6 separate regions of the Homo sapiens genome follow, and all the other regions are linked to region 1. The links are chromatin loops, found by intact Hi-C in ENCODE. Cell type or tissue: heart left ventricle. All regions are shown on one strand.

Region 1 (4,000 bases):
GTGGCCCTGTCCCAGGCCAGAGGCGTGGAGCCCTCCCGTGCCTATCACGTGGGAGCGCCTGGGAACCCAGGCAAGCATCTGTTGCAGACTGCACAAACGTCTAAACATCCGTGCAAACTTGGACCAACAGGTCCTGCTGAAATGTGCTAACCATCTGCTTTTCCTTAGCTGTTTTTGAGCAAATTATGTTTATTATGTTAATTTATTTTACTGTCAACAACACAGAATGACACAGTTGCTGCTAAATATCATTATATATCTCAGCCTGGCATATCACCAGCAGGGCTTTTTTTATTTTGTATTAATTTTTTTGTATATACAACAAGAATAAATACATATTGAAATGTCGATCTATTTAAAATGGTGTCCGGGATGGTAAAGTCATCTGTACAGAAGGCCCTGGTTGCTCACCCTTCCAGCAAAGGCTTTTGCTAGGAGAGGCAGCACAGCGGCCATCTGGGTGGGGGCCTAGGCCTGCAGCCCGCCCAGGTCCCTCCAGACAGTTCCATGTTTGGCCAGGAACATGGGGCTTCTCAGAAGTTTGTGGGGTTAGGAAAGAGAGAGAGCGAGAGAGACAGAGACAGAGAGAGAGAGAGAGAGGCTCCCAGGCGCCTGTTTTCTTCCCCAAACGTCCTCCTCCCTTAAAAAATCCTCCCATTTTCCAGATGGCCAAGCCAGGGGGACCCAGAGGAGCCAGGCAGAGAGAGGGTGTGCCCTAGTGACTCACTGGGAACCACCCTGAAACCCAAACAGCTGGCCAGGGGTTGCAGCTTATAATAATTACGTTTTTGATCATTTCCCCCCTGCAGAGACCAATAAACTCCACATTTCCAGAGAAAGAGAGAGGAGAAAAAATAAGGGCTGCTGAGCAGGAGGGAGGGAAGCCTGACAAGGAGAAGATCGTTCTGGAAATGTACCAAATCATTGCGCGGGGCATGAAGGTACTGCTCTCCACAACTTCCTTAATGCTCAGCTAGTGGCCAAGCTAAGGAAGCTCAAAGTAGCACCATGCAGACTCAAATAGTTCATCAATTAGGTAATAAGCAACAGAAGGTAAGTGCAGTTTCCTGGGAGGAAACCAGGGCCTCAGACAGACACCAGAGCCCCTGCAGAAATGAACAGAGTTTCTTTCATTCCGCTCACAGGCCCGACTGAGATTTCATCTGCACACCCCAATTGGGGGGCAGCAGGAGAGGCCAGGGTGGGCTGCCCTGTGTCGTGGAGGGGAGGTTTGCCTGCGGACCCCTCAGAAGCTGAGAAAAATCCCCAGGTGGCGTTTTCACAGCACCAATGACCTGCATGGTCAAAAGATGTGGTAGCCAGGTGGCTGCTGGCTGTCCCTGCAAATATTTGGTTTCAGAGAATGAGTCGGATTACACAGTTTCATATTTGGAGGCTGAGAGAGCTGCGGCCGTAAGCCTCCATCCTGGCTTGTCTGCAGCAGCCAGTAGACAGCCCATAAAAACACGGGGCTTATGTTCACACAGATGGCTGTTGGTTTTATCGACTTGGGGAGAGGAGCAGAAGATGGTCACGGTGCAGCTGCCTGAGACTCTGTCAAATGGGTCTCAACTGCTGGGGACACAGTGACCATCGAGGGCCACCTGGGTCCTAGAGGCCCCATGAGGTCTGGACATTCTCAGAAGGCTCCCTCCACACCCCTGAAATGTGTACAGGACTCTGTCACTACCCACCTCCCAGAGCCACCACCCTACCTCCTCCCAGTCCCACCAAATGAATGACTAGGGCCCGGGCTTGAAGGATGGCCACAGCGCTGGTTCCTGTCCCTCTGGGTCTCAGGCTGGGCCTCCTTCCTTTCTCTAGGAGCCCACTCAATCCTTGGGAAACAATAATACACTGTTTCACCCTAAAATCGGTGCCTAAATTTTATCTCTTCAAGGGTATCTTCTGTTTAATTGGGAGCTAAGCCTTGAATCAAAGAAACGGATCCGTCATTGCAGAATGTCTTACTTAGTAGATGGCATGAAGGGAGAGCGTCTGGTGCCCTGTGTGTTAACCTCATTGCAGGGAGGAGAAGAAAGTGGGCAGAGACCATCCCAGCCCCACTAAATCCACGCTACCGCCCGGGAGGATCCCAGAAAAGGCAGGGGAAGGGGCTTGGAGAGGGAGGCTGGCCACACGGTGGTGCTATTGCCCACGGCGGTCTAGTTGGCCTCCGAACTGGGGGTGGAGGGTGGGAAGTGGTTAGAACCATCCCCAGCAAAGAGAGAAGAGAGTGCTGACTTCAACTCAGTGGCAACCAGGGGGCATAGATGAAAAAAACAAATTGCAAATTCTTCCACCTCGGCCTCAATCTCTGTGATAAAACCCTGCGGTTCTCTGATGATTTCTGGGGTGATGGGGTGGGGCTGGGTTAAGAAGAGACTTATACTGTGATTCCTGGGTTGGGGGACGGCGCTACGACTCTAAGGTTTTAAGCAGTGATCCCAGCAGGTTAACTGGGGCAGTAAGTGCTGTCTTTCTCGGGGAGGGAGGGAGTTCAGCTCCAAAGGCGGCCTGGTTCGCAGGCTCCTTTCCCTAAGATCCTTTAGAAATCGTTCCCATCCCAGAAAGGAAGCTGGGGCGCAGCTGTGAGCGCCCCCCTCTCCCCCCGCCTGCCCCCACCCCCTCTGAGCTCCCCGCTTTGCTCTGAAAAAAACCAAAAGCATCTCTCGATGCTGGGGTTTCTTCACATAAAGTGATTACCACGTGTCAGAAATAAACTGCAGTCCCCTTTGGAGAACAGTGAGGTTGGATCAAAAAGGAGAACTATTTCAAAACATGCTGCCAGCTCGTCTTTTCAAAAATTTTTCTTTTTTTTTTTTTTTTTTGGATGTGGGGAGGAGGATTTCAAAAACAAAAAAAAGTAAGTCAGTATCTTCTCACAACTGCAGCTGATTTCCTGTGTAAACGAAAACCATGTGATATTCCATAAATGCTTCCAGCTCTAAATTACAGGAAATGAAAACCATCATGGAAAAGGAAAGCTTTCAGAATAAATCCCCACTTCGGATCCCGCCGCGGCGAAGCTGCGCTGGGCCGCCCGCACACACCTGCGGGTCCCCGAGCTCGCCCGGGCGCCCCCGCCACCGTCCCCAGAGCGCGCAGGGAGCGGGGCGCGCGATCACACCCTCCGCGCTGCGCCCGACCACTCGGGCTTTCAATTAGGAGCCAAGCTGAGAAAAGTAGGCTTTTCTTTATGCACGCCTCGCCGAGGTCAGGTTACGACCTCTCAACCGTCTTCAATCGGCGGTGGCATCCATATTCATGAAGGCTAATTAACTCTGAAAGGCTCGGCGGGGCTGGCCCTCCCCGGGCCGCCCAGCGCCGCCCCCCGCGGTGCAGGGGTGGGTGAGTGGGGGCCCCGAGCCCAGTACCCTCTCCTCCCTCCCCCGACAACCCGCCAGGCATCTTCCCAGGGCCGCCCGGCCTCCGCAGCTGCTCCTGGGCCGGACTCCCGAGCACGCACTTGTGCGCGGGGACACGGGGTCCCAGGGCGCGGGGACCAGTCAGGCGAGGAGAATTAGCTGCGTCATTTGTCGCCATCCTAGCAACTCGAGCTTACTTCTCCCGATAGCTCCCTCCTGGCCGCTGCTCCCAGGGGCCGAATGTGGGAAAGGGATGCTAATTCCAAGTGAGAGTTCATGCTTGGGGTTTCAGGCAGCCTTGCAGATGGGCGGCCCTGGGACCTAGGTTATAGCCCCAAGCCAATGGACTGTGGGGGCGCGCGGGGAAGTCACTCCACCTCTCTGGGCTCTTTGCGTTTGCTCTGAGATGACAAGAGGCTGTTAGGCTGGAGAAACTCCTTTCCACTTAGTGAAACGTCCCAAGAGGTCTCTCCTGCGGCCTTATTTCCCCAGCTCTGCATGAGAATTTTTAGGTTTCCCAGTTCTGCAGGAGCCAGCAGGTTCTGAGGTTCCCAAGGGGTGGCAACTTGTAGGGTAACCTTTTCTACTTCTTCCTGTATCCATCAAGGTCCTTACATTTTAGATTTTACAAA
Region 2 (4,000 bases), 74 kb after region 1:
ACGCTCTGTGCCTGGCACACAGGAGGTGCTTAGACATATTTGTTTAATGAATGAAAGGAAAACGAAAGTTTCCCTAGTTGAATCAGTTTTAAAAAGCAGTATCTTTTGGGATATTTGTGATGAGTGTGTGTCTATGCATAAATGACTGTCTAGATGTACACACAGAGAATGGCTCATGTCTTTTATTTTCCTTGACTACTTAATGACAAGAATTGCTAACGATCAGGGAAGTAATCTAGTAAGTAATCCGACAGGCAGTGCATAACTATCCACCAAAGTTAAGCACTGAGAAGTATTAGAGCTCATTACCTCCCAAGGACAAGTGGAGTTGTACAAATTATTCCTCCAAACATTTGCTCTTTAAGATAAAATAAGGCAATTTGCAATAAAGGCCAGTTATGCTAGAATAACTCGTGTTTTTTTGTTTTGTTTTGTTTTGTTTTTTAGTAGTCTGAACAACAGGAGTCCTTACAGAAGCTGAAAATGCCATTAAGTTTTCAAAAACTCTAACATACTAAGATAGTATGTCTGCAGAGTCTTTCTTGGCAATATAGTTATACAACAGTGGTTTATTCCACTACACATTTACAAGGCCTTTCACAGATGGTGTGATCTAAAAACTCTCACCTGCACCCACTAAATTACAGATCTTACAGAACTGTGCACTAAATAATGAGAAGTAAAAATTTCCACTGACATTCATAATTTCTGGAAATCCTGCACAACTACCCGTAACACAGTTAAAGAGACTCACAGGACTCTCAGGTACTAAACATGGACTTTTATTAACTGAAGACATAAAAGTGTCGCTCAGTAAAATTAATTGTGTACAATTATTCAACAGGAATACTTAATATTAGGATCTTAAATATGGGCTGTTTTTAATATGTTAAGCATACTAAAATAACAATTTTGAAAAGTGACATTTACAGTTGGTGAGAAATTGATCTAGCTGGGATTAAAGGGAAACTAGGAAGTGTTGAGCCCTTATTATGGTCTAGAATTAATGCTAGGTCTTTTAATTAAATCTTCATCCAAACTCTGCGAATAAGTATTACTGTTCCCCTTACACAGATTAAGAAAAATGAGGTTTGAGGAAGTTAAATAATCTGCCAAAGTCCACATAACCCAGAGCTGTCCCACTCCAATTTGAAGCAATGACCTTTTTCTTCATTTTCCTTCAAAGGGCAGGGGGATTATATGTAAAGTTGTCTGAATTTATCACAAAATATAATACCATATCTAAATTTTAAATAGAAAAAATAAATTTTGAAATAGAAATGGCTTGTCATATTCTAAAATTTCTTTTTTTTTTTTTTTTGAGACACAGTCTTGCTGTCACCCAGGCTGGAATGCAGTGGTGAGATCTTGGCTCACTGCAACCTCTACCTCCCAGGTTCAAGTGATTCTCCTGCCTTAGCCTCCCGAGTAGCTGGGATCACAGGCATGTGCCACCATGCCCAGCTAATTTTTCTATTTTTAGTAGAGGCGGGGTTTCACCATGTTGGCCAGGCTGGTCTTGAACTCCTGACCTAAAGTGATCCACCCGCCTTGGCCTCCCAAAGTGTTGGGATTACAGGTATGAGCCACCCCATCTGGCCTAAAATTTCTATTACCATTAAATTATACTAACTTTCTGAAAGCCCACTTATTAGAGATAACTCACAGAAAATTAATAGTCATTTGAAAGCAAAAGCATATTTTTATATTTGAATTTGCCACTTACTATCCATAGGACTCTGAGAAATCCAGAAAGGCTGTTGGATATTTGGAGAATGTGCAACGTGTGTCCTCCTCCTCCTCCATTGCCATCAAAGGATTGGATCTGATGGATATCATTTACATGTTAAAGGCAGTGGAGGAAAGAATGAGGGCTCAATAGCACTAGGTGCCAATGTCTTACCCAGCTTTATTAAACTGTTTCACAATGCAGCTACCACAAATAGTATTAAGAGACAAGCACATGAGGCAATTCTCTAGATAGCTACAAACAGCTCACTTCCTGATGTCCATTGGCAGAACCAAAGCCTGCTCTGTTGCTTCTGAATAAAGTTGTTCAACCTCTTCTGGTCGCTGGTTTGGGCAAAGTTCCATTATTCCATCTGCTGGGGCCCACAGGCCTACTGCTAAGAGTGCAGAAGGGAGCAGGCAGAGAAAGAGAGGCGTGTCCCTGCTCTTGAAACAGGCCCCCTGGATCCAGGCTCACGAGGAAAGTTCTGCCAAGTCTTGGTCACTAAAGAGCCAAAAATTTTAGGTGTTGTTCTGGTTTTAATTTTATTAAACTGAAATACTCTATTTTCAATTTCATTCGTTGTTATCCCTGTTTTCCCTGCCACTTGGCTTTCAAATAATAAATTCCACTTGGGGTTCAAACTGTTTCCCAAGATGGTCTCTAGTTAAAATAAATATGGTAAAACCCTGGAGAGGTCTGGGATAAAAGCAATGTCTCATAACACAAGGGAGTGCAACTTAATTTTGTTGAAAAACCTATAAACACCTTTAGCCATTGCCTACCCTCTCCCCAAGCTACTGTCCAGGGTCTGCAGCAGCAGTCAGAGTCAACAGGAATTTATTGAGCACTGACTATGGAGCATGCACTGTAAAACGTGCCGGCAATAGGCACAAGTGTTCTTTTGTTTCTAAGGACTCAGGATGCCAAATGCATTTCTAGTCCACATATCTGCAGCATGGAGACCTCCTAGAGTCATCATGTCTCAGACCTAAGTTTCAGGAAATTTGAGACAATGCAAAGGAAACAAGCACATTCCTAACTGGAGATCTTGTATCCTGAATCTAGTTTAGTCCATTCTCCTTGACATACTTGTGTGTTCTGCTCAATTATTGCTCTTAGCTAACTCCCCTCTCCCTCCTTAACACCACCAGTGACATGCAGGGCAACTTCCACTCAGCACAGGCCTTTGAGATTTGTCTTGTCAAACAGTGCATCCATCACCTCACTTCGCAGGGAAGGAAATTCTCATTTTCTGAGGAGCTGAGCTTCTTTATCAATACTGTTTCTTTAATATTATCCCAATGATAAGCAGATTTTATGGGTTAGGTACTGTGCAAAATATATAACATGCATTATCTCACTTAATACCCAAAAAACCTGAATTAGGAACCACTGTTGTATCTGTTTGTTTTTGAGACAGGGTCTCACTCTGTCACTCAGGCTGGACTGCAGTGGTGTAATCACGGCTCACTGCAGCTTCAAACTCCCCAGGCTCAGCTGATCCTCCCACGTCAGCCTCCCAAGTAGCTGGGACTACAGGCGCACACCAACATGCTGGGCTAATTTTTGTATTTTTTTATATATTGTTTTGCCATATTTCCAGGCTGGTCTTGAACTCCTGGACTTAAGCAATCCACCTGCCTCAGCCTCCCAAAGTGCTGTGATTACAGGCGTGAGCCACTGTGCCCAGCCAAGTCTGTTTTACAAGGATTTCTAAGCTCATAAGTAACAGTGCTGGAACTCAAATCCTAGCCCATTTTATTCCAAAGGCTCTTTCTACCTCTGCATGCTGACTGTAAGCTACTATGTGTGGTTATGGCCAGCATCTGATCTTCAGTAGAAAGACTGTGTGTTTTGGGGTTTAGACAGATTTGGTTTCAACTCCTGGCTCTGTCATGTACCTGTGGCTTTGGCACTTCACTCTCTGTGCCTAAATGTTAGGATCTATGAAATGGGCATAATAATATCTGCCTACAAAGGTCCCTGTCAGGATTAAATGAGAAAAATACCCATGATGGTGCAAGTAGTTCCTGCTACATGTTAGATGCTCAGCAGATATACTAGTTTTCCACTTTCTCTTGCTAGAGACTATCAGGTTGTTGACATTTATTTTTGTTGGGAAAAAAAAGGCACAAATCTTGAATGATCAGCATATGGAAGTAGTTCTGAATCCTTAAAGTAGTGTTTCTATTTTGAAACGTAAATGAAGGAAAGAGAAAAGAAATGGCTATTACTTGTGCTGGCCTCAAAAGATAGCTTCCCAAAATG
Region 3 (4,000 bases), 930 kb after region 1:
AAAGTTAGGTCAAGACTCACCTGAGGAGGCCCCTGGCCCACCATCGAGGTCATGCCTGTCACTCCCCAGGCTGCCCCTCCCGGGGAACAGGGTCATGCGGGGTTAGGGGGCAGCTCACTCCCAGTGGGTAACTGGATTTCCCTGGGGAGGGGAACAAAGAGTGAGAGCATAGGCCGTTCTCACTTCAGACCAGGGAGATTGCGCACTCTCCCTCCTTCCCTCTTGGAGGGAACATCTGCAATTCAGGGACTTCTGCAAAAATTTCACACTCAGGGCTAAGAGCAATTCTATTTCTTGGAGGATTCTAACTTGGCTTAGAGGAGGTTTTTACCCTCCTCCAGTTAAATGGACCAAGTATGTGGGAAATTACCTCACAGAGTCATGCCACCAACACCAAATGAGAGCCATCTGTACAGATGAAACAGTTAGGAGCTTTTGTGTCACTGCGGGCCGAAATGTGTAGCCCATTCATTGTGAGAGGAGGCACTTTATTCCTGAGTTTCTTTTTTTTTTCTAACACAGAAGACGCCTCAGTCAGCGCGTAGGAAACAGGAAGGAACCCGTTGTTTTAAATAGCAGACAGCAGAGAATTGACTCATTATGGTCTGCTTGCTCCGAGAGTGTCAGCCAGAAGGCAGCCAGCCCAGCCCCCACAGCCCCAAGACAAGGGTCAGGGGGCATGGCTGGGATTTTCTCACAGGGAGTCTGAGAGAATCCAGTTCAAACCCTTTTCAGAGGGAACTGGTGAAGCCCTAGGTTTCTATCTTACTAGAGACTTCACCACACAGGGCTGTCTTAAAAAAATATAAGAATAAGAAAAGACAAAAACAAAAGCCCCCGTAAAAACCTACAAGAATACCTGGAAGTCAGACATCCTGTGTTTCCCTTTCCTACCCCGAATGACTCGGAGTAGGACAAACACAGTTGCAAGCCTGCTTTCTTATCTTGGCAATTGCTTCTTTTCACTCTTCTGGGGTTTACAACAGTTGGCCCAGGGGTGTGAGGGAACAGAAGGGAGCAGCATCTGCTGGGACAGAGGGCCCTACACAAAGGTAATTTCATGCAGGGAAAATGCACCCCCCCACCCAATCCCAGGCTGCTGGGCCCAGGAGCCCAAGGGTTAATCTGTCTCAAATCCATCACTGTGACAGCCAAGCACACAAATTAGTCCTGCCCAAGCTGTCCCGACCTCTGAATTTAATTTTTTAAAAGTGCTTTGTATTGTTTCTGATGTTCAGATTGGAGTCCAGGTGTCGTGATGGAACCCGGGGGAGATGAGAGGGTAAGACCCTCGTGTACTGCATCTCACATCACCCTCCAATGTCCTGTGTCTTCTTTGTCAAGGCAGACTAAGGGTGACCTAATTTCCAACACGCAGGCCCAGAAACCTTGAAACTGACCAGCTCGAGCCTCCTTGTAAGCCTCTCCAGCTGTGAAAATCCCCTGGCTCGTAGTCCTATGTCGTCCACATGATGCTTTTCCTGCATTTTGCAGACAACTGCTGATCCCCAAGGGCGGGCCATGCATGGCTGTATCTCCCATCCAGAGAACATCTACAAAGCTCACGCAGCCATGGGGTCTCATAGTTTGACCTGAAACTGATGGTGACTCCTGTCACCAACAGGAGTGGTCAAAACATCCTTTCTGGAGTATTAAGTGTTTGTAGAACCCTGGACATTTATGGTGGCAGAGTGTGTAGCAGCCTCAAGGAGAAATCTTCCCCCTCCATTGCCCCTTTCTAGAATCACACCAAATAATTGGGGTTCTCAGCAGAGTCTGGAGGCAATCCCAGAGACTGAGGAAAGGGAGAGCCTTCCACTTTTCCATTTCTCCCAAGCCATTTTGTATGCCTACAGGTGTCAGTATAAACCAAAGAATGTGCCTTGTCTCAGATGAAAAGTTAGAGTAACCATATAATTTATTGTCTAAACCTGGACACCGATGAGAGTGAAAAGGAGAGCTATTAATAACGATGCCAGAACGACAGGTGTAGATGGTGACTGTCCCAGGCAAACTGGGACATATGGTCATGCTATGACTGTGAGCTCTAAATTGGTGCAGGCTCCTGTGCTGGCTGTCTATTAGGTTTATGTATAATATAATACCCAAGTGACCCTAGGTCCACAGGGTAGAGGGGTTGAGGAGGGTAAGGAAGGTCAGCAACCATGCCTGTCTGAAGGCCATGTGGAGGTAGGGAATGGGGAGAAAGGGGATCAATTTAATCCAGAAAAAGCTGACTCTGCTACAGACTTGAGGAAATCCAGGTCCTTTTTCTTGTCTGAACTGCTACTTGCTCTCAGCAAAGAAATTGAGTTCTGCCAACTCCCACTCCAGCTGCAAAATGCAGCAGAGTCCTGGGCCTTGAGGTTGGAATTCCAGGCCCACTATCCCCACTAGCTTCTGTGAGTCCATCAGAAGATAGGACCTCAGATCTGCAACATTTACTTATCCTTGGCTTTCTGTCAAAAAGTCCAAGCAGATGGTATTCTCCTTCATCCCTTCTTACAGACAGTGACAGATCCACTGCTCAAAATCCTTTTCCCACCCTAAGCAAGGCTATAGCAGAAACCATCTTCTTCTAGGCCTTACATGTTTAACCTAGCCAGCCAGAGGTTTATAAAAGACAACTTCCTCTATTTCCAGAGGTGAAAAAAAGCTAAAGTAGTCTATTTAAAATTTTCTCTCCTCAGACCCCAAAGAATAAAAAAACTTTTTAACTATTGGATGGAAATTCTTTTTTGTTCACTTAAAACAGATGATCCCCTTCTAGAGTAGAAACAGTTAATTGGTCTACAAAATAGTATTCTATAACATGTCTTATCCTTATCCCCAGTCTGTAAGCAAAAATTATATTGAAATCAAATTGAAATGATCCAAAGCGGCTACAAAGATAAAATTATTCTTCCAGAAACATGGTACTGTGGATAGAGAATTCAAGAAAACTCCTTTAGATGTCATATATACCACAACATATCACTTGAAAAAGAAAAAAAATCCTTTATGTAACCATAAAAAATAAGATACTCATATTTTGCATTCTTATATAAATTCAATTGAATAATAGATTAGAACTTAAAATCAGTTTTTGTCAGAGTCAGTTCTCTCATTATCACGCTTTCCTTTTCCCTGAATAAAACTATTATTAGTGGACTCATAATTTACTAGACTTTTGCCAAAAGACAAAGACTTTTACTTTGTTCATGTTTTTGCTTTAAGAAAAATATTCAATAAATATTTGATAAGTGTGTAAATAAAAAGTCATACTAAGCATCAAATTATAGCAATAAATATAAATGGCTTATATTTCTCCAAAGCCTCAGATTGAACTGAAAAAGCAAACTTCAATTTTCTGCTTACAAGAGTTATATCTAAAACAAGCCAAGTGTGGTAGCTCACACCTGTAATCCCAGCACTTTGGGAGGCTGAGGTGGGCAGATCTTTTGAGGTCAGGAGTTCAAGATCAGCCTGGCCAACATGGTGAAATCCCATCTCTACTAAAAATACAAAATAGCTGAGCATGGTGGCATGTGTCTGTAATCCCAGCTATTTGGGAGACTGAGGCAGGAGAATCAGAATCCCTTGAACCTGGTGGGTGGAGGTTGCAGTGAGCCAAGATCATGCCACTGCTCTCCAGCCTGGGCAACAGAGTGAGACTCCGTCTAAAAAAAAAAAACAAAATAAAACAAAACAAAAAGAGTTATATCTAACACAAAATGGCCCAAACATACTAAATATAAAAGGATTGCAGTAGCCAAAAATAAGAAGAAACATGAGCAAAGAGAAAAGAAAATCGGCAATATTAATATAGCAGAAGTAGAATTTAAAGCAAATCAGTAAATCAAAAAATCAAAACAACAGTTTTACATTCACAAAGGTCAAATTAACTGGATTTACATGTAATTATTTATTTTTGCATGTTTTTGTTTGTTTGTTTAGGGGTGTGCCAAAAAGCCATTTGGGGATTTATGTATTCAATCTATTGTTTTGTGAGCAAAATAAT
Region 4 (4,000 bases), 290 kb after region 1:
AAGAATCTTCAGTGAAGTCTCTTACTTCTCACTGATGCCTCCTGGAATAGATTTTCTCTTGGAGAGGAAGAGAAATGCTCTGAGACTCGCCAAGACTGGCGCAGGGTGAGAACACAGGATGCTGTCAGTAAGGACAGCCACACCTTGTTACTCACATTTCAGGAGGGGTGTCCATAAAGAAAAAAACCAACGTCTTGGCTCTTACGTGTCATAATTGACTTCTTGACCAAGAATTGTAAGCATCTAAGTGTAGGAAGAACATGCATAGCTGCTCAGGAATGTGGAGGGGAAGGGAATAATTTGCTTTGGATAGGGTTGGTCCCTTCTCAATGTGTTGTGGTGGAGTTTTTTTTTAGTTCACTTGTTCTTTCACCTTGGTCTGGAATGGTCTTTGGAGTTTAAGCCTCTAGAGCAGCTGTTCTTAAGGGAGGTGTCTCAACAAACTGGTGTGTTGGAATGTGTAGTGAGGAATGCAGTAATTTCTTACTAATAATAAAGATCCAAAATTGTGCAAATGAATGCACCACAATTTTTTAAATGAATAATGTGAAAACCATAGATACTTAAAAACAGAGCCCCACAAAAGGCCTCTATTTTTTTCATTACTGTGACACCAGTGACAGTTGATGTTTACATACATGATCCAGTGGGTGTTCCCAGCTTGATAGCTAGAAGTGTGAGTGAGGAAAAGGGGCTTGCTTCCTGATTCACTAGAAGCCAATACAACAACGCCAAGTTTTTGAAAAAAGAAGACTTTTTTATTGTAATTGCTTTTTTATTGCAATTGCTTTTTATTGCAAGTCAATTCACAAGGAGACAGGAGACCATCTCGAATCTGTCTCCCTGTCCTGGCTTTCAGGCAGTAATTTTATTAGAAAATGTTTAGGGGATGGATTTCAGGATTAGAAGGTGACTGGTGGAAGGAAAGAGGAGATTTGGAAAGTTCTTGGGCATGCACAATTATCTCTCTTCATGCCTCCTCATGGGTCCCATGCGCAAATCCAGGGGGAGTTGGTATGAAACACATGGTGGAAATTCAGGCTATGACATCAGCAAGCTAATTCTACACAAACTCCAGTCAGCCATATTGGTCCCAACCAATTTTAGCCAGTTTTGTTATCTTACAAGTGGAGAGAGTTTCAGCATTTTAATAAGTTGTGCTTTTTAAAATCTGTCATCCTGCAAGCTCAAGAATTTCTGTTAATCATTGGTTTCTTTAACTCTCCGAGGTATAGTTTCATAACTCTACTCATTTTGTCTTATTCAAGAAGGAAAAGCAAGTGAATGAGAGAGATATTAGGTGCAGTATCATTCCTCAAGGCTAACTCTGGGCTCATGGAAAGAGTGCTGCGATTGATTGATAATGTCTGTCATGGATGTGGGAATGGGTGTGGTCGTGCGTCACCAGGTTTTTACCACACCTGCATTACGTATTTCTGAGTTTTCTGGTGTTGTGTCCCTTTGCTTTGCTTATGTTGTAGTCACCTATATCGTGTCTTAAATAGTTTTGATTCACTCATATCACCTTGCCTGGCCAAGTCTTGCAATGAATGGGGCTCAAGAGATATTAGAATTCAATTGACCTTACACTTAACTGAGTGTTCCTAACTTGTGAGATCCTTAATAGCTATTGAACAGTGTCATGAAAGTGACACCCATGGAAACCTATGTCCATAGAACACTGAATGTAGAGTAGGTACACACATGTTTTTCTCATTAATTTTACTAATAAAATATAATACATTTGGATCAAGAGTGAAACTGTATTTGATCAGAAATTTCAGGGAATACAGTGTTCTTGATTTTTTGTTTCAGAGCCAGTGCTTTTTGGAACCTATCGAGCATGCATGTCCACTTTCCTGACTTGTTAAACACAGTCCAAATAACAAAATGGAAACTGTGGGAGAAACTCAAGTCCTCACTTTAACAATCATTTGGATAGAGAAGACTGCATCTAAACAATACTAACCCAAGACAGCCACTAGAAGTTGCTCTAAAAAAGAGAGAGAGAGAACTCAGGTTCTCAGAGTATTTTGTTGATAGTGACCTCTTTATGAAAATAGGTTAAAAAAATCCAGTGATTGAAGGTTCTAGTAATAGGTAATTATCTAGGTAATAGGTAATTATCTGGTAATGATCTATCCAGGGATAGATAATTCTAGGTTTTTCTACCTAGTTGCCCAAATATGAATAAGAGGTTAGAACCCTGAAACTATTGAACATTTGATATAAATTATACTCTTCCTTAGCTTGCAAGTGCTAAGCCTGGATTCCTTGTATTTCTGAAGTGTTCCTTAACACTTTATTCTACTAGCATTTGAAAATAGTCAATGACCATGTTGAATAAGGCAGCACCACTTGTCCAGTAAATTCACCCCCAGCTTGAAGAATCCTATAAAGCAAGCAAATATGTAAAAATAATTATACTTACAGGATGTTTGAATGAAATCCTTCTTTAGAGAGGTAGCATCATGGATATGTGGAGAACATGGAATTTGGAGCTAGATTACCTAGGTTCAAATTCCAGCTCCAATATTTGTAAGTTGTGACCTTGGGCAAGTATTTAACCTGTGAGCTTCACTTTCCTCATCTGTAAAAAAGAACAGTATTCAGAAAATATTGCATATCCTGGCATGTGGACAGGGTGTCTGGAATGTCATTACAAGGAATGGCTGGAACACCACGTGAGCTGATGGGAAGTCATTAACATCATCTTTATGTTGCCCATTTCTAATCAACCAATTACAGCGAATTTCTCTCTGAATATTGGATTGACTGATGCATATGCAAAGGTCTACTTTGTGTTACTGTTCTTTAATTATATATAAGTGAGGTCTAATTTTCACTGTGTGCATGCCTAGAGAGGTCAATTCTTATGTACACATGCCCTTTCTAGCTATATGATCCATATTTATGTTCTCATTAATGACCAAATTCTCAAGTCTTAGTTTTTTTTCAAGTGGCTTAAAATTCAGTTCTTACAGGATAAAAGATGATGTGGGTCTGGGGTTCATTCCTGGAGGCAGAGTAAACCTGAAGCACCCTCTGGCATGGGAACTGGTACCGGGGAGAGGCTGGACCCCATTTTGGAGCAACCATGAAGCAATGTGATCAAGGGGCAGTCCAAAGTGGAGCTAAGGAAGGAAGCTAGAGCTCAGCTCAATGGAAACAGTATAAGTCCACAGGTCAGAGGGTCAGGAAACAGGTCTAGGGCCATGGCCTTGGACAATCAGGAACAGGTGAGGAAGGGAAATGACCAGCAAGATATGGACTGAGGCAAATATTTTGGCGTGCAGGCTGGGAGCACTGAGAACATGCTGGGGCTTTTCCAACAGGTGCCAACATTGTAGAGTGGGAATACCCCCTCTAGCTTGGAGGTTTCTGCAAACGATCTCGCTTAAGGTCTTCTAAGGTGCGGTATTTATACCATTTAATTATCTGAGTTAGTAAGGGGTTTCTATTTCTTCAGAAACTTCACGCAGACATCTTGAAGTTTGAGATTGAATTGAGCAGGCCTGAAACTTAAACCATAACACCTTCCCTTCTCTAGGCCTCCATACCTCAGTGGAGGATGCTTCTGGGGATAAAACGCCTTCAAAATGAGTTATCCTCATAAGTCACATGGGTGACATTGTTAAGCATCACATAATGCAGTGACCAAAGTTTGCTACAGATCCCAAGGGTTTGGCTGTACAAAGTGAAGTTGGACAGGTTGGCCTCATGCCAAACTGGGGTCTTCATCGTGTCCTTAACCCTTTCCCCTCCTGTGGTCAGTGTCGTCCTGCTTTCCAACCCGCCCACCATTGCAACAGCTATGCCCATTGAGCTTTAGTACATGCTAACTTCACAGTATGTACTAACTCCTTTACATATAATAGGTGATTCAATCCTTGCAACAATCCTAAGCGTAGTATTATTATTACCTCATTTTATGGATGAAGAAAATTAGGCTCATAAAGATTAAGTAACTTACACAAGGTCACTTAACTGCCTGGGAAGT
Region 5 (4,000 bases), 300 kb after region 1:
GGTATGATGTGTGTAGATATATAGTGGGTCTATATTTATATATATTTCATGATTTAAATAATGAGACTCAAATGTATTTTTTCTCATCTGTTAAATTACAAATGTCTAAAATAAAAAACGTTATAAAGGTCTAGAATCAAATAATATTTCATTGTATGGTAATATAGATTAACTATCATAAAGAATAAAATTTTATAAATTTTTCCTAGTACCCACACGCCCACATATGCACACAGAGTAGGCCTGTTTTCCCATGTTATGTTTGCCACCCTTTCCTGGACAATTAATGCAGGACATATTTTAAAATGTCACTATCCAAAGACATTAAGGAATCCCTTACAGACTTCTGTCTTCCAGATCACTAATATCTTAAGAAAGCAAATGTAACAAGGTTATTTTTTAAATATTAAAAAAAATTTTAAAAATTTTAAAAATTAAAAATAAAAATATTTAAAAAAAATTAAAAATAATATTAAAAATATTAAAAATAAAAATAAGAAATTAATAATAAAAAAAATTAAAAAATAAAAAATATTTTAAAAAGAAAATAAAAAATTTTAAATAAAAAATAATAAAATAAAATATTTTTTAAATATTAAAAATAAAAAAAAATTAAAAAAATAATAATAATACATTCAAAAGCAGAGATAGTTACCTGTGCTGTCTTAAATCATTTTGGGAAAAGTGAGCCTGCTTTTGAATATAGCTCATCATGAGTTTTATATTTAAATTAACCTCCTTATTTTTTATCTTCAAACTCACCAACTGATGGATCCCAGCTTGCAGTAGTTAATCCTACGGATTTAGGAGAATTCAGGCCATCATTCCAAGACCTGGACTCCTTTGCATAGTTTCTGCTCTTATTGAGGGCTGAGCCCCTGTGGTGCATGAGCTGAAGGAACAATTAAAGATGAAGAGAAAAAGGAAAAAGAAGTTTCTTCAACTGAGTTGCCTAAATCAAAAAGCTGGTGCATGCCAAAAAATTTGCAAATCAAATCACTACACACTAGTCTAGAATGTTAGCAAAAGTGTTGACATAGGGCTTAAATTGCTGTAAGCTATATAGAGAAAGTGTCTGTCTGTTTATCTATTTGTTTACAAAATCAAAGTGGAAGGCTTTGGGGATTAAAGGCAATGTCTGGAATCATACAAGAGTACAGCATTGTCTGTAGATGTGGTGGGATTTAAGTTACTTTCTTTCTTTTTTTTTTTTTTAGACTAATTTTGCTCTGTCGCCCAGGCTGGAGTGCAGTGGCATGATCTCGGCTCGCTGCAAACTCCGCCTCCCGGGTTCAAGCTATTCTCCTGCCTCAGCCTCCTGAGTAGCTGGTATTACAGGCACATGCCACCATGCCTGGCTAATTTTTGTATTTTTAGTAGAGACGGAGTTTCACCATGTTGGTCAGGCTTGTCTCGAACTCCTGACCTCGTGATCCACCCGCCTCAGCTTCCCAAGTGCTGGGATTACAGGCGTGAGCCACCGCGCCCAGCCCAGGGTTTAACTTTCTTAACATCGTCCTCTGTTCTCCCATGCTGGTGGTGATACCAGAAATGGAAACAACAGGTTTGAAAGGCAATTTGGCATTCTCAAGTAAAAGTCATAACACTTTTCATGCCCTTTGACTGAGAGATTAGTCTTCTGAAAACTTACCCTGAAAGAGTGAGAAAAAAAAAACAACACAAGTGCCCAACGATTTCCATTGATTTTTATTTTCAAAAGCAAAGTCTTGGCCATATACTAGAGAATCTAACAATAAGGAAATGGTTTAAAAACTGAAGTACACTGTGCAAAATATGGCACGGTCATGAAAAATGTGAGCTGTGGATCAGGCATAGTGGCTCACACCTGTAATCCCAACACTTTGGGAGGCTGAGGCAGGATGATCACTTGAGGCCAGGAATTTGAGACCAGCCTGGGCTACATCATAAGACCCCCACCTCTACAAAAAAAAAAAAAAAAAAATTAGCCAGGCGTTGAGGCATGCACCTGTAGTCCCAGCAACTTTGGGGGCTGAGGCAGGAGGATGGCTTGAGCACAGGAGTTTGAGGCTGCAGCGAGCTATGATCGTGCCACTGTACTCCAGCCTGGGCAAAAGAGCAAGACCCCTGTCCTCCCTTTCCCCAGCCCCTCAAAACGTAGGGCTTGTAGTAACACGAAAACAAAGCTCAAGCTATAGGCTGGTTATTCAGCTGTGGTCTCCATCTTGGAACCCACGTTGCTCTGGGGTGCCCAACCTGGAACTTTGCCTATCAAATTTCTACTTTGCCTGCTGGCTCCGTGTTTGATTCCACCAACAGAGGGCACTAGAGGAAGATTGAAGGCAGGAATGCAGAAAAGGGACATGCCCCTTTCTGTCTGCTTCCTGTCTTGGCAGAGATACCCACGTGGCCCTTCCCTCTGGACAAGCAGCTGGTCTCACCAGCACTGGCTCCAGCCTCCAACTTTGTAGCCACATCTAGAACCAGCCTCACCGCCCCTCCTCTTGGAAGTGTCAACTTGAGCCCTGGTGGCATCCCCTCCCCAGAAGCGCAGGCCCCAGTTCTGCAACACCCCTCCCCTGCACACTTCTGGGTTCCGATTACCCCAACTTCTTTCCTTTCTTCCTCCAGCCCCAGGGGTGAGAGTTGCTTCCTAGGGTTACTATGCCTGTTTTATTTCAGGGTTCCTTTTCCATAAAATCAAATTCTCTCTGCTGAATAATTAGTGTTAAAATAAATAAATATTAGTTTCTATTTTTCTATAAATAATTAGTTTATATTTTCTTGACTGATTAAACAAAATCAAGGAATAAAAATGTATGTATAGTGAACACAACCACATGAAGCTATGTAAACAGTTCTCTGGGAAAAAGCATTGGAAGGAAATTTACCAAAATCTGAATCATGGTTGCGTTCAACCTGGTGTTAGGCTTATGAGTGAATTTTCTTCTCCCTTCACCCCTATTTTGTGAATTTTTGGGGGAAATATGGTTACATTACTTTCATAGTAAAAATATAAAATTATACATTTTTTAATGAGAAGATTTGATTCCAAGTATGAATAAAAGCGTATTTAGCCTGAAGAGAGTCTGGCCTGTAAAAATCAGACAAACTATAATCTGGGTAATGAAAAGTGACTGCAAATGTGATCACAATTCCACTGGGGATAACTTTTGAAAAAGAGGAGCAGTAAAGACCAGAGTGAAGCAAGTGATGTCATAGCTCTCCAAGAACCAAAAAGGGTATGGTTCAAAACTAACAAAATGAGACGGTTGATGGGATCTTCCAGCAAATTCTACAAGCCTATTCCATAGATAACCCATGGACACTGGAAGAAAGCCTGGATTCACAGAGACCAGTTTATGCTAAATTCACCTTATTCCCTTTTATTGCTGGGTTATTATGAATTGATCATGTACTTGCTTATTTATTTATTCATTCATACAATAAACATTATTACATAACTACTCTATTCCAGGAACCGCCTTGGTGATAGAAATAGAAAGGTGAACTTCTAGTAGGAGAGACAGGTAGATGACATTTAGATGCTATCAACATGTGTCCTGGAAAACAAATCATTCTAATTTAAACTTTTTATTTTACCCAGTAATATGCAAAATGGACATCTAAACCTCATCCCTGTGCCTCACCCATCACTACCCCCACTCCAGTCCTGGTGGTGAGTGGATTACGGGCACCAGAGAGAGTTTCAGATGAGGCAGGGATTGACATGGGTGGGAGTGAGGGGTGGTTCAGGGGTGCAGTGGGGTGGGGTTAGGCACCATCTGGCAGCCAAAACACATAAAACCAAGTGGCATATGTTTTTTCACACTTGCTCATCTCAGCAGGGGCCATCAATCACTCTAAATAAGATGTCTGCTCATTCTCTTGATTTCATATGAATCTCAACTGGTCCACAATCAGATTCTCTGAATTTTTCTTTAATGTTGCAGTGGTCAAATGCATTTACTTTCTAGTAATAAAGAGATTCAGCTGTTTAGTCATGGAACCCATTCTATTT
Region 6 (4,000 bases), 370 kb after region 1:
TACAGTAAAACTATGGTATTATAGGCCAGGTGTAGTGGCTCACGCCTGTAATCTCAGCACTTTGGGAAACCAAGACAGGTGGATTGCTTGAGGCCAGGAGTTCAAAACCAGCCTGACCAACATGACGAAACCCCATCTCTACTAAAAATACAAAAAATTAGCCAGGTGTGGTGGTGGGCACCTGTAATCCCAGCTACTAGGGAGGCTGAGGCAGGAGAATCGTTTGAACCCGGGAGGTGAGGGTTGCAGTGAGCCGGGATCACGCCACTGTACTCCAGCCTGGGCAACAAGACTGAAACTCTTGTCTCAAAAAAAAAATGGTATTATAATTTTATGGGATCAATATCCTTCATGTGTCTGTTATTAACTGCAATGTTGTTATACAGTGCATGACTCTTCTTGGTCTGGACCACCTGGGACCTGGTTGAAGAGACTAGATACCAGCTAGTTCAGCCTTTATCTTGACAAAATCAAAAGAGTTGCCAGAAAGTCCTAGAATCGCCAGTTGTATTTTAAATATTGTGCATATAAATATAATGAGCAGTATTTGGTTTTACTACCATCATTTATTTCAGCATAATTAAAGCCATTTCTTCTTTAAAAATTGACTGTCGTATTTATATTTATAATCTGAGTTCAAGATTCTAAATTTTACTAATTCTTTTACTATTTCATCTTTTAAAAAATTATCTAACATATGGAAAGAAAAGGGAAAGATTACTCATTTAACTGGAATCATGTTTGAAACACTCTGAATATATTTCCTAACATTTCCTGATTGATTGCCTGGGAAATAAATATGCCCAAATGGTAGCATTATATTTATAATTCTAAGTCAGGAATATTTCCCTTATTGCTCTGCCTCTGAAATAGAGTCCCAAGAAAGTGCATAAAATATCAAAATAGTGTTTTCAATATCTGCCAAACCTGAACGTTTGCATCTCAGAAAGCAAATGTGCAACTAGTGAGTAAACTGCCTCTTTGTCAAACATAAATGTGGCAAATTCTAAGGCAACTCCTTTTCGACTAAATTGTCTCAGCATGCAGAGCAGCAGGGAGAATGTTTGCTATAGGACACAGGCAAAAAAACAATCTTTATGTTATTTTTTCCAGGAGGGTATTACATTACGTTTCAGAGAGAAATGATGAGCTATTCATGATGAAATGGCACATTTTCTTGCAGAATCACCTACTCTATTTAAATGTGTTCGATTCTTTAGAAGGTGTCCCTAATGTCCCACTGAGTCACAGTCTCCTCCCTGCCTCCTCTCCAAGTTCTTCCTTCCTAGCAGAGGAGATGTTAATGAATTCTGAAACATGACTCCTTGCTCTGGATGTCCACGTAGCCTGACCTCTCTAGATCCACTCTGACAGCACATACATGCTTTTCAAGAGGCACAATTTTGTCTTGTCTGGAGAGCAATGTAATTAGAAAGCAATTTGGCCCACACACGCAGCTTCCATGGTCACTTGGCACAGCCTCAGCCTCCTTCTGGCGGGGCTGGTTTTGTTCTGCTTTGGCTGGCCTCCTAGATGTCTAGCGGCTCAGTGATCCTCGTCCTCGCTTGCTCGGAGCCCAGGCTTGGCCAGACTTAGAGAGTGTCAGGTGCTGTCTGCTGGGAAGCCGTGGGGGCTGCACTGGAGCCCCACGTCGGCCCCATGTCCCACATGGCCTCCGGACATGTGCGGTGACGCCTCTGCACAAAAGAGACTCAGAGACCTGACATGAGCGGCCCAACCACTCTGTCTGGCTGGCTTCCTTGACTTTATTTGCTGAGCATCCAGAGGACAAAGAGAATCCGGTGGCACATCCAGCCCCCCAGATCTCCCTTATTACATTGCTCACAAATTTTTCCTCATCCCCCAGGCTCCAAATTGGCAGTGATCTTTAATTCTGCTCCCTCCATTTGTCTCTGCGTCCAACAAGTTACCATATCCTACACATTTGGCCTTCTCATTTCTGCCCTCGATACTGTAATTCAGGCCTCTTATCCAACCATTGTAACAGCCTCCCAGCTGTTATTTCCACACGGAACTCCACTTCCTCCAATTCTATTATAGCATTTCCCGGTAGTCAGATTAGTTTTCCAAATATATAGCATTGGCAATGTTATAATATCATCCTCCTGCTCACAAATCTTCAGTGGTTTCTCATGGTCTATAGTTTCTTTATTTGTGCGTTCTGGCCCACTGCCTGTTTTTATAAATAAAGTTTTATTGGAACATAGCCACATCCATTTGTTTACGTATGGCTTATGGCTGCATTTGTGCTATGATAGCTGAGTTGAGTCATTGTGACAGAGACCACATGGCTTTCAAAGCCTAAAATACTATTTGGCCTTTTACAGAAAACATTTGCTGGCCTCTGCTCTAAACTGTGCTCCAGTTTTCCTTTCTGGTTTTCTTTCTTTCCTTTTTTTTTTTTTTTTTTTTTCGAGATAGAGTCTCGCTCTGTCGCCAGGCTGGAGTGCAGTGGCGCGATCTCAGCTCACTGCAACCTCCACCTCCCGGGTTCAAGCGATTCTCCAGCTACTTATTTCCCGAGTAGCTGGGAAATAAGTACACCCAAACGGTAGTATTGGGACTACAGGCACGTGCCACCATGCCCAACTAATTTTTTGTATTTTTAGTAGAGATGGGGTTGCAACACGTTAGCCAGGATGGTCTCGATCTCCTGACCTCGTGATCCACCCGCCTCGGCCCCCCAAAGTGGTTTTATTTCTTTATAGCCTGGGCTTTCATGCTGTCGTGCCTTGGCTTTCATTAATACACTCTCTGCTTAGGGAAATGCAACCCTCCAGGCCCATTTCAGGGGGACCCTCTGCATGGAGACTTTCCTAACTTCTGTTTCAATGTGACCTCCCCTCACTTTTTACTTCGCTATGGCATGTTGAGTGTTCTGGCTTTTACTACAAATATTAATCAGTATCCTATTGCTTCTCCTCTCACCCCAGTCTCTAAGCTCCTTAAAGGCAGAAGTTATGTCTTATCCATCTTTAAATCTCCCCAGGGTCACCTGAATATAGTTACTTAATAGATATTTGGAGATTTTCTTGACTCGGAAACTAGGAGTCTTTTCTTCCAGTGGCTTCCAGAATAGATAATCAACATTCCCCTACTGGGGAGAAACAAGGTGGGAGAATGAATACAACCTATGCTCCCCTAGGAAGGTTTTAAGAATTTTATTTTGTGTTTCTTGTTTTGTTTTGTTCTTGTGCATAAGAGATTAAGGAAATACACAGCTACTTTATAAGAGACTCCTTAAGAAAGAGATGGAGGCAGGACCAAGGAATGCACAAAGGATGGGGTATTTTGCCATAAAAAGTAACTGCAATACACTGAATGTGTCCCCCAAAATTCATGGTTTTAAAAAATTAAATAACTGCTTTTATTGAGATATAATTTGATGTTTTGATATGCATATGTATTGGGAAATGATTACTATAGTCAGGCTAATTAACATATCCATTACCTCACATAATTACCTTATTTTTGTAATGAGAACACTTAAGATTCACTGTCTTAGCAAATTTCGAGTATACAATGCAGCATTATTAGCTATAGTCACCATGATGTACATTAGATTTCTAGAAGCTACTTCATCTCAAATAAATGAAAGTTTATACCTTTTGACTAACGTCTCCATTTCTCCCAGCTCTCAGCCCCTAGAAGCTGTAGAGATCCATGTTTTCGCAAATGACAGGATTTAGAATTTCCTTCTTTTTTAAAGCTGAATAATATTCCAGTGTGTGTGTGTGTGTGTGTGTATCACACACACATGCATCTATGTATTATCTATCTATCCATCTATTCTATCTATCTATCTATCTATCTATCTATCTATCTATCTATCTCTCTATCTAGCAATTTCTTTATCCATTTACCTGTTGACAGACACAGATTGTTTCCACATCTTGGTTAGTGTGAATAATGCTGCAATGAACATGGGAGTGTAGCTATCTCTTCAATATACTGATTTTATTTTCTATAACTTTGTAAT

The links. A loop is a pair of places that touch in the nucleus more often than their neighbours do. Peaks named below come from ENCODE experiments on the same cell type or tissue, not always from the same donor. Only the 100,000 strongest peaks of a DNase experiment are listed, where the experiment ranks them.
Region 2: a loop joins it to region 1, with 2.4 times the contacts of the local background. A loop is called at or near these places in 14 of 110 quality-filtered maps.
Region 3: it touches region 1 in a loop (2.1-fold over the local background); 7 of 110 quality-filtered maps call a loop at or near these places.
Region 4: a loop joins it to region 1, with 2.9 times the contacts of the local background. A loop is called at or near these places in 18 of 110 quality-filtered maps.
Region 5: a loop joins it to region 1, with 2.9 times the contacts of the local background. A loop is called at or near these places in 18 of 110 quality-filtered maps.
Region 6: a loop joins it to region 1, with 2.5 times the contacts of the local background. A loop is called at or near these places in 5 of 110 quality-filtered maps.

The regions. Positions count from the first base shown.
Region 1 is chr10:30,781,898-30,785,897 of GRCh38, forward strand. No RefSeq gene overlaps it. Among named protein-coding and RNA genes, the nearest start is that of LINC02644, 61 kb to the left of the region's middle. RefSeq lists an enhancer at 1,249-1,749 and a silencer at 3,236-3,545. In heart left ventricle, CTCF peaks have their summits at 2,140 (motif pointing right), 2,343 and 3,548; DNase peaks (open chromatin) are centred at 2,144, 3,084 and 3,534; H3K4me3 peaks cover 1,987 bases; H3K27ac peaks cover 4,000 bases.
Region 2 is chr10:30,855,954-30,859,953 of GRCh38, forward strand. All of the region lies in intron 5 of ZNF438 (zinc finger protein 438), which reads right to left. Among named protein-coding and RNA genes, the nearest start is that of LINC02644, 130 kb to the left of the region's middle. In heart left ventricle, no CTCF peak of the experiment used is centred here; a DNase peak (open chromatin) is centred at 2,128; H3K27ac peaks cover 1,996 bases.
Region 3 is chr10:31,707,286-31,711,285 of GRCh38, forward strand. It overlaps MACORIS (macrophage enriched lincRNA repressor of IFN-gamma signaling), which reads right to left and starts at 162. Exons shown (of 2, transcript NR_184023.1): 1 at 21-162. RefSeq lists an enhancer at 411-600. In heart left ventricle, a CTCF peak has its summit at 1,856; DNase peaks (open chromatin) are centred at 86, 646 and 1,468; H3K4me3 peaks cover 1,317 bases; H3K27ac peaks cover 2,947 bases.
Region 4 is chr10:31,075,419-31,079,418 of GRCh38, forward strand. The region is part of intron 1 of LOC105376481 (a long non-coding RNA gene); the gene reads left to right. Among named protein-coding and RNA genes, the nearest start is that of ZNF438, 46 kb to the left of the region's middle. In heart left ventricle, no CTCF peak of the experiment used is centred here; no DNase peak of the experiment used is centred here; H3K27ac peaks cover 604 bases.
Region 5 is chr10:31,081,599-31,085,598 of GRCh38, forward strand. The region is part of intron 1 of LOC105376481 (a long non-coding RNA gene); the gene reads left to right. Among named protein-coding and RNA genes, the nearest start is that of ZNF438, 52 kb to the left of the region's middle. In heart left ventricle, a CTCF peak has its summit at 2,296 (motif pointing right); no DNase peak of the experiment used is centred here.
Region 6 is chr10:31,156,198-31,160,197 of GRCh38, forward strand. No RefSeq gene overlaps it. Among named protein-coding and RNA genes, the nearest start is that of LINC02664, 30 kb to the right of the region's middle. In heart left ventricle, no CTCF peak of the experiment used is centred here; a DNase peak (open chromatin) is centred at 1,564; H3K27ac peaks cover 2,068 bases.